Regions from separate parts of the Homo sapiens genome. Here region 1 is linked to region 2. The links are chromatin loops, found by intact Hi-C in ENCODE. Cell type or tissue: sigmoid colon. All regions are shown on one strand. Each heading gives the region's core, and the rest is flanking DNA. Links, peaks and the distances in the headings are about the cores only. Region 1 holds the start of GALNT18-AS1 (GALNT18 antisense RNA 1). Region 2 has its middle 79 kb from the start of LINC02752.

Region 1 (5,377 bases), core at 55-5,054, 530 kb after region 2:
TGCTACCTGCCACATAGGGGTGGCTGGGATCCCCAACTCTAAGCAATCACCAAATGATTACCACAGTCTGGAAAAGAGTGGTGAAGGGCTGGAACAGGACTGGCGGTGGCAGAGGAGCAGTGGTGGGAAGGGTTCTGGTATGCCTGTGGCTTCAGTAGTCCACCCTGCTTTCTTCCATCTCTCATTTTGGTTCCTGCATTAGATTGATCTAAGGCCTCTAAGCATGAGGGTAAGTGCCCCAAATGCAAGCACTGGGAAAGGAAGGAGCAGAAGAAAAAGGAGGCTGGAAATTCCACAAGATGGTCCTAAGAATAGGAGAGGAGCCCCTGCACCATGGAGGAATCCATTCATTCATTCAGTAAACAATGGCTGAGCATTTTAGGACCTTATATTAGGCACCAAGGAGACACAGATGAATAAAACATGGACCCTGCCCTCAAGGCCTCCACAAACTAGTGGGTGAGACTAACAGAAAATAGATCAATGCACTTGTGTGGTCAGTGCTACAACATCAGAAAATCCAGTCGGTCTTGGGAGCTTAGACAACCAGATGGTGGGTAAAGGGGTCTTGAGAACAGGAAGTTAAAAAGGTTTTGGAGGTTTCCAAGAGATGGTGCTTGCACTAAATCTTTAAGACAGTGTAGAGAAGTGTTTTGAGCAAAGGAAACCGCAGGAACAAAGAACAAGGATATGGCACCTAAATACTCATGTCACTAGGTAGTTCCATAGAGCTGGGACCTTACAGGGAATTGATGAGAGATATGGATGGAGCATGCAGAACATAGGAAACCTGTTGTCATTTGTATGTAAAGAATGTTCATAAGTTAGGGATCACATATATTTTTTTAAATTAAAAACATATGCAAAGCATGAGCCTTGATTAGATACTGGATTACACAAACGTTAATGCACAGGTTGGGAAACTTTTTCTTAAAGAGTCAAATAGTAAAATATTTTAGACTTTGAGGAATATACAGCCTTTCTCCCAAATATTCAACTCTGCAGCTGTAGTGCAGAAGCAACCAGAGACAATATGTAAATCAATGAGTGGGACTGTGCTCCAATAAAACTTTATTTATGAAAACAAGCAGTGAGCAGGATTTGGCCCAAGTAGCCAAGCCTCACTATGAAGAACATCCTTGGGACCAGCAGGCAACTCTGACTGAGGATTGTAAGTAACACTATTGTATTGACATTAATTCCCCTGAGTGTGATAAATACATTGTGGTTCTGCAGGAGAATATCTCTGCTCTTGGGAGATGTCTTTCTTGAGAGGTGTCTTCGATCTGCAGAAGTGCTTAGAGGGCTTAATGGCTGTAACTAATTCTCAAATGGTTCAGGGAGATAACAAGTATATATAGAAAGAAAGATAAGAGAAATATGGCAAAATGTTAACAATGGTGAGTCTAGGTGAAGGATATACAGATGTTCCTTGCATTATTCTTGCAACTTTTTTGTAAACTTGAAATCTTTTGAAATAAAAAGTTTGGAAAAAATAGAAATTTGAGAAAATTCAGAGGAACAAAAGGTCCTGATGAACAGACCACTTTGAACCCCTTCCATTCTTCAGACCCCTCTGAAGTGACCTAGCACCGGCTTGTTTTTCTGCAGAGTGGATGTGAGTACATTTTGATTACGTGTTCCACCTTCCGTGATTAGTTGTGCACTACCAGAGAAGGTCATTTGAATGGGAAAATGAGTGCAGCTTCCTGGATCCTGCTTAGGCCTCTTTTTGCCTGAATTCCTGCTCTCCTTACCCAACAGCCTGGAGGACAGCTTCCTTTTGACATTCGGGCCTCAGAAGCTATGGAAGAACAAGCAGCCAGCCAGTATGGAATTTCCTGCAGGAGGTAGACTCAAGAGCAGCCAGGAGCAAAAGCAAGTCCTTAAGTGGCATTTGTCTGATCAAAGGCCACCTGGAAGCCTATAGGTGATTTATGTGAAGGTTTCTGCTGAGCCAGGAGCTGCTGACAAAGGTTAGCAGCAACACTTTTCCTAGTAACCTAGATCCAAATCTCTAATGATCCCATAGAGTGGGATTTCCTGATTCTTGACTTATTAGAAATCAATACCATCAAAAATACTAACACCTCCATTAAAGAAGGCATCCATTGATTTCCACTGGGAAGGTGGAGGCATTTGGAGGCTCGGTATCTTAAGGAGATTCAGTTTTGATTTTTCATCTGTCAAAGTAATACCATAATGTACAAAACATACAATTTCTGGCAAGTGGTGAGGGGAGGGTAGTAGGAATGACCATTCCAGCTCTCCTACCCTCCTGCTTCCCTGAAAAGCATAGTCTTAAAGCATTGTTCGTCAGCGGTGCTTCTTGGGCCCCTCTGGGCCCCAAACCCAGCCAGCCCCACCAGGAGATGCCCATCACTGCCTCTGCAAGCCAGCTCAGGTGCATATCCTCTTATGGAGGAGAAAAATGCAAACAGAAGTTACCCACAAGGGATACATGGCATTGTTTGGGAATCAAGGATCTGACTTTCTCAATGTCTCCAAGACTTAGGATCCAGAATTCTTAAAAAGTCTTTCTGTCTCCAAAGACTATGTCCTAGGGAGATAAACATCCTATATACCTAGGGAGATAAACATCCTATATATCTTCCACCAATCACCCCAAAACACCCATTCTGGTACAATGCATTCGTTAACAGTTACCACCCTCACCCTGTCTTTAAGAGAACTATATAACCCATCTCCCTTGCCTTGTGACTCACAAAGGCCTGGCCCCACTGCCAGGCATTGCCACGTGACTGATTTTGGCCAACAGAGTGTGAGCAGACATGAAGGATGCCAGGTCTGAACAGAAGTTGTAAATGTGACTATACAATTTGGCTCAGCCTCTTGCTGTTCTCAACCACAATAAAACAGGCAGATCACAAAACGAGAAAGTATGTGGAGCAGAACCACAGCCAACGCACAGCCCAGGTGACATAAGGAAGAAAGAAACTGTTGCTTTGTAAGCCACTGAGAGTTGAGGTTGTTTGTTATGCAGCCAGACTTCGCGACAACTGACTAATTACCCTTCAATACAGGAGTAGCAGGTAGCTCTGGGGAGTTGGCCAGCTCTTTGCACCTATGTCCTGTGGCTCCTATCACCCACCTAACAAAGCCCAGGCCTAGTTCCAATTTCACCATAACTCATTTTCCATCCATTTATACCCTAGGCTCCTTAAGAAGTGAATCTTCCCGGCAACACCCTTAGTTCATGACTCATCCTGCCAGTGACTCTGGTTAAGGGGGGAAAAAGGTAGGTTTAATGTTTCAGCAACGCCACTGGAGATCTCAGAGTAAAAATCACCCCCTTTTCCTCTCCTGGGGAGGCTCCACACCAAGAGCCAATGGAGACTCACTGTCTAAGATAGAGAGCAAGATGTACAGGAGAGGGCACTGGACTAGGAGTCTGGAGTTCTGGATTTGGATTCAGGCTAAGTCACTGGGCCATGTGACCCCCTTAAAACCACGGAGTCTCTAAGGGCCTGGGTGACCTAGTACAAGTCATTCCCTCTGTCTAAACTGATCAGTGGTTTTCAAACCCAGCATTGGTTTCCTTGGAGATGTCTTAGCCGATAGCTGAGATGAGAAGAAGCCTGTGGCCAATATAACCTCATCCCCTGCTTCTGCCAGATGGGCTCTGTTTTGATCTACTGTACAAATTCGGTTTCTAGGTAAGATGTTGCTTAGCCAAGAATCCCATAGCTAAATGCATTTCAAAATCACTGATCAGGTGATCTCTGAGGGCCTTTCCAGATCTGACACATGCTGATCCTCCCTGATGCCTGACTTCTTGTATATTCTGTGGCCACCCACTTCCTTGCCATTGTAGTCAAGGATTTACTAACACCCAGAGGGCACCCAGTAGTGAATGACTGACAAGCAAGAATGTAACAAGGTAGATTCACAACAACTCAACCAAGAGTTATAAAACAGCTTCCTCTATTTCTCCAAGGTGATTATTAGATTTTGGAAGGCTGAAGGGAAAAAAAAAAAAAAAAGCAGTTCAGAGACACCATCAAGGAAGTGAGCTCAATGTTTTAGCTTTCTACTTGTGGTTTATCTTCTGCCTTGAGTATCTGGGTAAGACCACCACTTGCCCCCACCCCAATACCCCAAGCTGGAAAAAGGTTCTTTGGAGTGAGATTCACACTTTTAGATCACTAAATACAGCCAACATGTCCTGGAAACCATCTCATGTTTATCACATCCTCTGGGAATTCTAAGAAATTCTGATCTCAGAGGGCTTGCAGACCATGGAACCTCTGCCCAAGGGGCTGGGAGCTTTTGGTTTCCCAAAGCCTCGTTTGAGTGGACCCATATTCTATCATAGGAGAACAAGGCCAAGTTCACTAAACCAAGGGCTATGTCCCATCTGCCTGGGCAAACTGTCCTTCCTGAAATGGCTGAACAATACCCAATGTGACAGGAATCCATCCATTCTTCCACCCAGCACTAACCATGGGACCCCAGAGCAGGACTAGGGTTGACTATGACCTACGTCCAAGTTGCTGGTAAGTAGGCAAGCAGTGAAGAGATGAGACATGGAGATCACAAAACAGGGCATGAGGTCTTTGGGGTAGCCATAGGAGAAAGGGAACTGAAACAGAGAGAGAGGCCAGTCCATGGAGACAGGAAAAGCTCAGGAAAGAGAAGAACTTTGGTTCGGGGACATTTATAAAGAGGGACAGAAGCAGAGCAGGCCACTCAGGAAGTGAGGGAGTGTGGCTTGGACTTTTCCTGGCTGGGAAAACACACAGAAAGAGCCTGTTTCCTCTGCAAGCAGAGACGTGAGGGAGCTCAGCCAGGCTGGGAGTGTCCAGAAGGCGGAGCCCCGGACTGGCTGGAAAAGAGAACTCCATCTCAGGAACCATGGTTTGCCCTGGAGAGCTTAGCACTGGGCTGAGCACACCGTGTGGGATTCAACGTGCTAAAGTGAGTCACCATGGGCCACCCCAAGAGCCTCCCAATTTGTCGCCTGCTTCCTTTCTTGCCCTCCACCCGCTCTGTTCTCCATGCCGTGGCCAGAACAACCTGATAGCACTGCAGACCTGTGTCTCCTCCCTTCTTAGACGCCCTGGCTGGGCTTGCACTGTGCATATCTGCTTCCCTCTCCTTACAGCTAGCCCACCAGCCCTCACATGATCTAGCCTCTGCGCACGACCCAAGCCTCATCCGGCCGTCCGGCCCCTGCCCTGCCCTTAACTGGCCTCCCTAGGTTTCTTGAACACACCATAACATACTTTCTTTTCCTCCTGGGGGACCCTGCCCTCTGCCTAGAAAGCTTTTTTCCACAATTCACCAAACCAGCTCTTCTTCCTTTCAGATCACAGTCTCAAAGCTCCCCCTGGCCACCCCAGCTCAGGAAGGATTT
Region 2 (5,377 bases), core at 258-5,257:
GTAATAGCTAAAAACTGGAATCAGTCCAGATGTTCTGCAGCAGTTGAATGGTTAAACTATCTGTGGTACATACATATCATGGAATACTACTCAACCATAAAAGGACCGAGCGCAGTGGCTGACGCCTGTAATCCCAGCACTTTCGGAGGCCGAGGCGGGCAGATCACGAGGTCAGGAGATCGAGACCATCCTGGCTAACACGGTGAAACCCTGTCTCTACTAAAAATACAAAAAAATTAGCCGGGCGTGGTGGCGGGTGCCTGTAGTCCCAGCTACTCGGGAGGCTGAGGCAGGAGAATGGCACGAACCTGGGGGGCGGAGCTTGCAGTGAGTGGAGATCGCGCCACCGCACTCCAGCCTGGGCGACAGAGCGAGACTCCGTCTCGGGGGAAAAAAAAAAAAAAAAAGAAAATGGGCAGAATGTATAATATCAAAATAATGGCACAACCGCTCTGGAAAACAGTTTAACAGTTTCTTTTAAAAAAATGCAACTGCCATGCTACCTAACAATTACAGGTTCAGGCATTTCTCCCCGAGAAATGCTTACATTTACAGTAAGCAGTGCACAGATATTTATAGCAGGTTTATTTGTAATAGCTAAAAACTGGAATCAGTCCAGATGTCCTGCAACAGTTGAATGGTTAAACTATCTGTGGTACGTACATATCATGGAATACTACTCAACCGTAAAAGTAACAAACTACCTGTACTCATATATGCAACAATTTGGATCAATCTATAGGGAATTTTGCTGCATGGAAAAAGCTAATACCAAGAGGTTGCATACTGCATGATTTCATTTATATAACATTCTTGAAATGAGAGCATTTTAGAATTGGGAGACAGACTGGTGGTTGCCCAGGGTTAGGACCTAGGGGAAGGCGGTTGGCGTGGGAGGAAGATAGGTGTGATTATGAAAGGTCAGATGAGGGATCCTGGTGGTGTTGAAATGTCTTCACTGTGTGGTGGAGGCATGAGCGTAACACAGGTGATAACAATGTGTGAAACACCCCCCACCCCACAAACACACACAAATCCGTACAGGTAAAGTAGGAAATCAGGATAAGATGTGTGGATTGTGTCAGTGTCAATCAGTGATATTGTACTATAGTCTTGCAAAACAAAACAAACATTTTGTTACCATGGGGAAGCTGGACATAATGTACAAAGACTCCCTCTGTATTATTTCTTATAACTGCATGTGACTTTATAATCATCTCAATAAAAGTTTCAATAAAAAATAAGTTAAAGCCAAAGCCTACGGGTTTTTAACAAAAACCTCGAGGAAAACTTAAAGAGCTGTCCACCCCTGCTTTGAGAATGTAGAGTCCTGGATAAGCAATTAAGTTTTGTTGAGACCAGCACTTCTTTTTTTTTTTTTTTTAATTTTTTATTATTATACTTTAAGTTTTAGGGTACATGTGCACAATGTGCAGGTTAGTTACATATGTATACATGTGCCATGCTGGTGTGCTGCACCCATTAACTCGTCATTTAGCATTAGGTATAACTCCTAATGCTATCCCTCCCCCCTCCCCCCACCCCACAACAGTCCCCAGAGTGTGATGTTCCCCTTCCTGTGTCCATGTGAGACCAGCACTTCTTAATTGGGGTCAGTACCACCCCATGGGGGTGTGTTTGAAAATGTCTGGGAGTGGTTATGGTTGTCACACTGACTGGGGGATGTCTTTGGTACTCAGTGGACAGGACCAAGAATGCTAAATATCCCGCAGTGCCTGGGACAACCTGACACATGGTGAGAATATTCTTAACCCCAAATGCCAGCAGCATTCCACTGAGAAACAAGATTAGATGGCTAAAATCTTAGCAACTATTTAGATAGTTTGTGCCTTAACATTTAAGTGAAATCTATGCTTATTCTATATCTTGTCATCATAAAATTGAGTTTCTAAGTCTGTTTATTAATGGACAAAGAGCCTTCCCTTAATATTAAACATTTTTAAAGTTTAATTTTTAAATAATAGTTTTAAGCTCAAGACTCTAAAATTGTTATAGGAAACATTTATTGCAATATATTTGTTGTAATGAAGAATATTTCATTTTTTTTGGAGAAAACAGTCTTTTTTTATCTTGTTTAAAGTTGTGAACTATATTTTCTGCAGAAATTTGATCTTCACCTTACCTAACCTTAACCTTAACCTTCTTAACCTTAACCTTAACCTTTGTGATGATGACATCACTGATACTGTGCTAATTAACTCAATTAGTAGAAACGGACAGTGTGAACTACTTTAAAAGAGAAGCATAGCTGGAGATAGGTTTTTTTTCAAAGTTTATTTTACAAGTAAAATATAGTGAATTTGATTACCTCAAAAACATAACAGAGAATCTCTTTTTCATGCCATTTCTCAGTAAGGTTTTTAGCTCTTCTCATTTAACTTTTTCTTTTCTTTATGAAGTCCTGAGATAAATGAGCCATTTCTGGAGGAACAATCCAGATGGCTTTTGCGGTCACCATCCTGGAGTATGAATTGAGGAGGAAGGCGTTCTTTTCAAAATGAGCCACAAGCAAAACTCCTCCTGGTTGGTCATCCATTCTCTGCCCTGACATGTTGTGTGCAGAAACCCATGTGACAGCATGAGTGTGTTGTGTGGATATGTGCTTCCCAGGACAGGATTATGTACAGGGGAGTTGTACAGACATGGAGTGTACAGATACATTGTAGAGACAAATGTTAAAGAGACATACAGTGTACAGAAATTGGATTGTAGAGATATGAACTTCACATACAGGAGTTACAAAAGCATGGTATGCAGATTGGATTATTGAGATGCAGGTTGTCTAGACACTGGCCCTGAAGGCATAGGTTGTGTAGACACAGCCTGGGACCAAGCTCTTTGGTCCTGGCCTTAAAGCAGGGTGTGCAGCATGAGCCCAGTGATGGTTGCCTGGCTATGTGCCAGAAGTGGGACTCTGATGTCTGTGCAGAGGGTGAGGGCAGGACGGTATATTCTGCCACTCTACTTTGAGCACTGGCTTTGAAGCTTTCCCTCCAATGCCATTCCCACCCCCAAGGGACTCAGGAAATGACTTCTGTCTTTTCTTTGATAGAACAAAGAAAGAGAGAGTTCTAATAGATGAGAGAGAGAGAAAGAGAGAGAGAGAGAGAGAGAGAAAGAGAGAACACCAGATTCAGACACAGAAGGTTCTCAAGGATGACCATGGTGAAGTCTGGGCTTCAGCAGGTCTTACAGACCACCAGGGGTCAGTCTTGGGTTCTACAAGAGGAAACCAGGAGGTATTTGCTCAGCACTGGTTCTCACCTGAGGACCATTCAGAGGAATTTATTCCACTTTAATATACTATGGTGTTAGCAGCTTTGAAATTCTTTACCGCCAAGGGGGCCTTAAAGCCAATGAAGCAGGAGTCTCAGGAATGACCCGTATGTCAGGCCTGCTTGTTTATAATCCTCAGGACCACAATAAAAGGCAAGTTTAATCGCCTGGTGATTCGGGACTTGGGGGCCCAAGTGTGCTAACCCACCCGTCAGGCCCAGGGGTCTGCCTGAGCTTGGGAGGGAGGGAGTTTGGGGCTGGGCCTGGTTGGGAAGCCTCAGGCCTGGGCTAGGTCCAGGGCTGGGCTGGGCTGAGGCTGGGGCTGGAGGGGGCTTCAAGTGAACTTTGGTTCTGAGGTCACTGGTTTTCCTGTTGTAGTAACTGACTTCACAGACTCTGTCAGGATGAAGGAAGACACAATGCTGCCAGTACAGCTGCTTCTACAGGAAGCCCCATCCCTGATAGCTAAGGCTAGACTCAGCTTGGTACTTAGTGATAAAAACAAGAACACTACCACAGCTATTGCACATTTACTATGTGCCTGGCACCACTGTAAGCACTTTTGTGCTTCTTTAATCCTCATAAGAATCCTAGGAGGTAAGTACTAGTATTATCCCCATGGACAGATGAGGGAAGTAAGGTTTAAATAACCTAAGTAACTTGCCTCAGGTCACTCAGCTGGTAAATGCCACAGCTGGGGTGAACCCAGGCACTCTGGCTCCTTAGCCATGCTCACAACCCACACTACTAGATAATACTGCAACGTTAAGAGCCTTTGGAGAGTCTATATGTCAGCCCTCTTGTGGCAGATGAGGAAACTGAGGCCCAGACCCAGGTCACATAGCTGGTGAGTGGTAGAGTTTGAACCCAGACCCAGGTCTCTGGCTCCCAGCTTAGAGCTCTTGTCACAATACCATGCAGCCACCATTTGCACCAAACCAAGTTGCAAGACATTTTAGCTAAAATGCAAGCTTTGGGTCAAGGAATTGGAAAGGGCCAGAATTATCCTACGGTCTCCCGGCCTCATGGGGTTGAATGCTTCATAACTAAGCCCAGGCACTATCAGCTTGTCAGAGGGTAGGGGCCAAGGACATGGCCCCTCCAGCTGCAGACAAACTGCTGGGCAGGATCCAGGCTGGGGTCAGCTAATAGCCCCTACACTTCCACCCCCATTTCCAGGCCAGGGGGACACATCCTGGACAAGCGAGAAAACCTGGCAGAAAGAAACAGAGAATTTTTCTTCCTTCAGGCAAACAGGCTCCTCTCAGATCAGAAACTGTGACAGGGTTTTCATGGGAGGTACAGGCTGTGATAGGAACAGAGAGCTCTGGTATAAGCAGCTCTGAGAGAAGGAGTAAATCATCTCCTGAAATGTTCTGGGCAGCTGCTCACTCACTAACAAAAATACCCTGCTTGGCACAGCTCTGGTCACTCAAAAACTACTCCAGGGACCTGGCAATTTTCAAGGTGTGGCTCTGCTCTTGAGGAAGGCAAAAGGAACTGTTGGGAGAAGAGTGCAGTGTGTGCCAGGCCCTCAGAGCGGGGATGCAGGGGAGCCCAGAGGAACTCTGAGCAGGGCTAGGGGTAGAAAATAGCAGTGCAGAGCTCAATGGTGCCTGCGCCTCCCAGCTCCCCAGCAACCTGCGCTTGTGCCTAGCTCAGCAGGTGTTTGTTGAGTGGAACTGAAATCAATAATGAGAAAATCCTGAATGAAGGCTCCAAACAACAAATTGCTCAAGTGTAGGACGAGGAAAGCTGGCTTAGCAGAGGCCAGGGTGCAAAGCTCTGGGGAGCTTTAGCTGAGTGAACACTCATTATGAGCCAGCTATGTGTTGTGGCTGTCAGCAAAGCTAATGAATCTATCCTAAATTGTGCTACCGTCAGCTTCGATTCCAGATCAAAGGGGAAGATAATCCCTGCAGGCTTTGCTTTGGTCAGCCCATCAGTCCAGATCTGAAAATCCATGTCCACTTCTGGGCCTCACATGTTTAAGGGGATTTGGGCAAATTGGAACATATTCAGAGAAGAAAGATGCAAAGATATGAAGCCATGTCATGCTGACTGATGCAGGACTGGGACT

The links. Hi-C counts contacts between places; a loop is a spot of excess contacts. Peaks named below come from ENCODE experiments on the same cell type or tissue, not always from the same donor. Only the 100,000 strongest peaks of a DNase experiment are listed, where the experiment ranks them.
Region 1: it touches region 2 in a loop (3.0-fold over the local background); 1 of 110 quality-filtered maps calls a loop at or near these places.

Annotation. Positions count from the first base shown.
Region 1 is chr11:11,565,260-11,570,636 of GRCh38, forward strand. All of the region lies in intron 1 of GALNT18 (polypeptide N-acetylgalactosaminyltransferase 18), which reads right to left. It overlaps GALNT18-AS1 (GALNT18 antisense RNA 1), which reads left to right and starts at 4,706. Exons shown (of 2, transcript XR_007062595.1): 1 at 4,706-4,938. RefSeq lists enhancers at 2,743-2,792, 5,045-5,377. In sigmoid colon, for the core only: no CTCF peak of the experiment used is centred there; DNase peaks (open chromatin) are centred at 2,772 and 4,812; H3K27ac peaks cover 469 bases.
Region 2 is chr11:11,033,795-11,039,171 of GRCh38, forward strand. No RefSeq gene overlaps it. Among named protein-coding and RNA genes, the nearest start is that of LINC02752, 79 kb to the right of the region's middle. RefSeq lists enhancers at 3,049-3,549, 3,550-4,050. In sigmoid colon, for the core only: CTCF peaks have their summits at 3,197 (motif pointing right) and 3,398; DNase peaks (open chromatin) are centred at 3,247 and 4,777.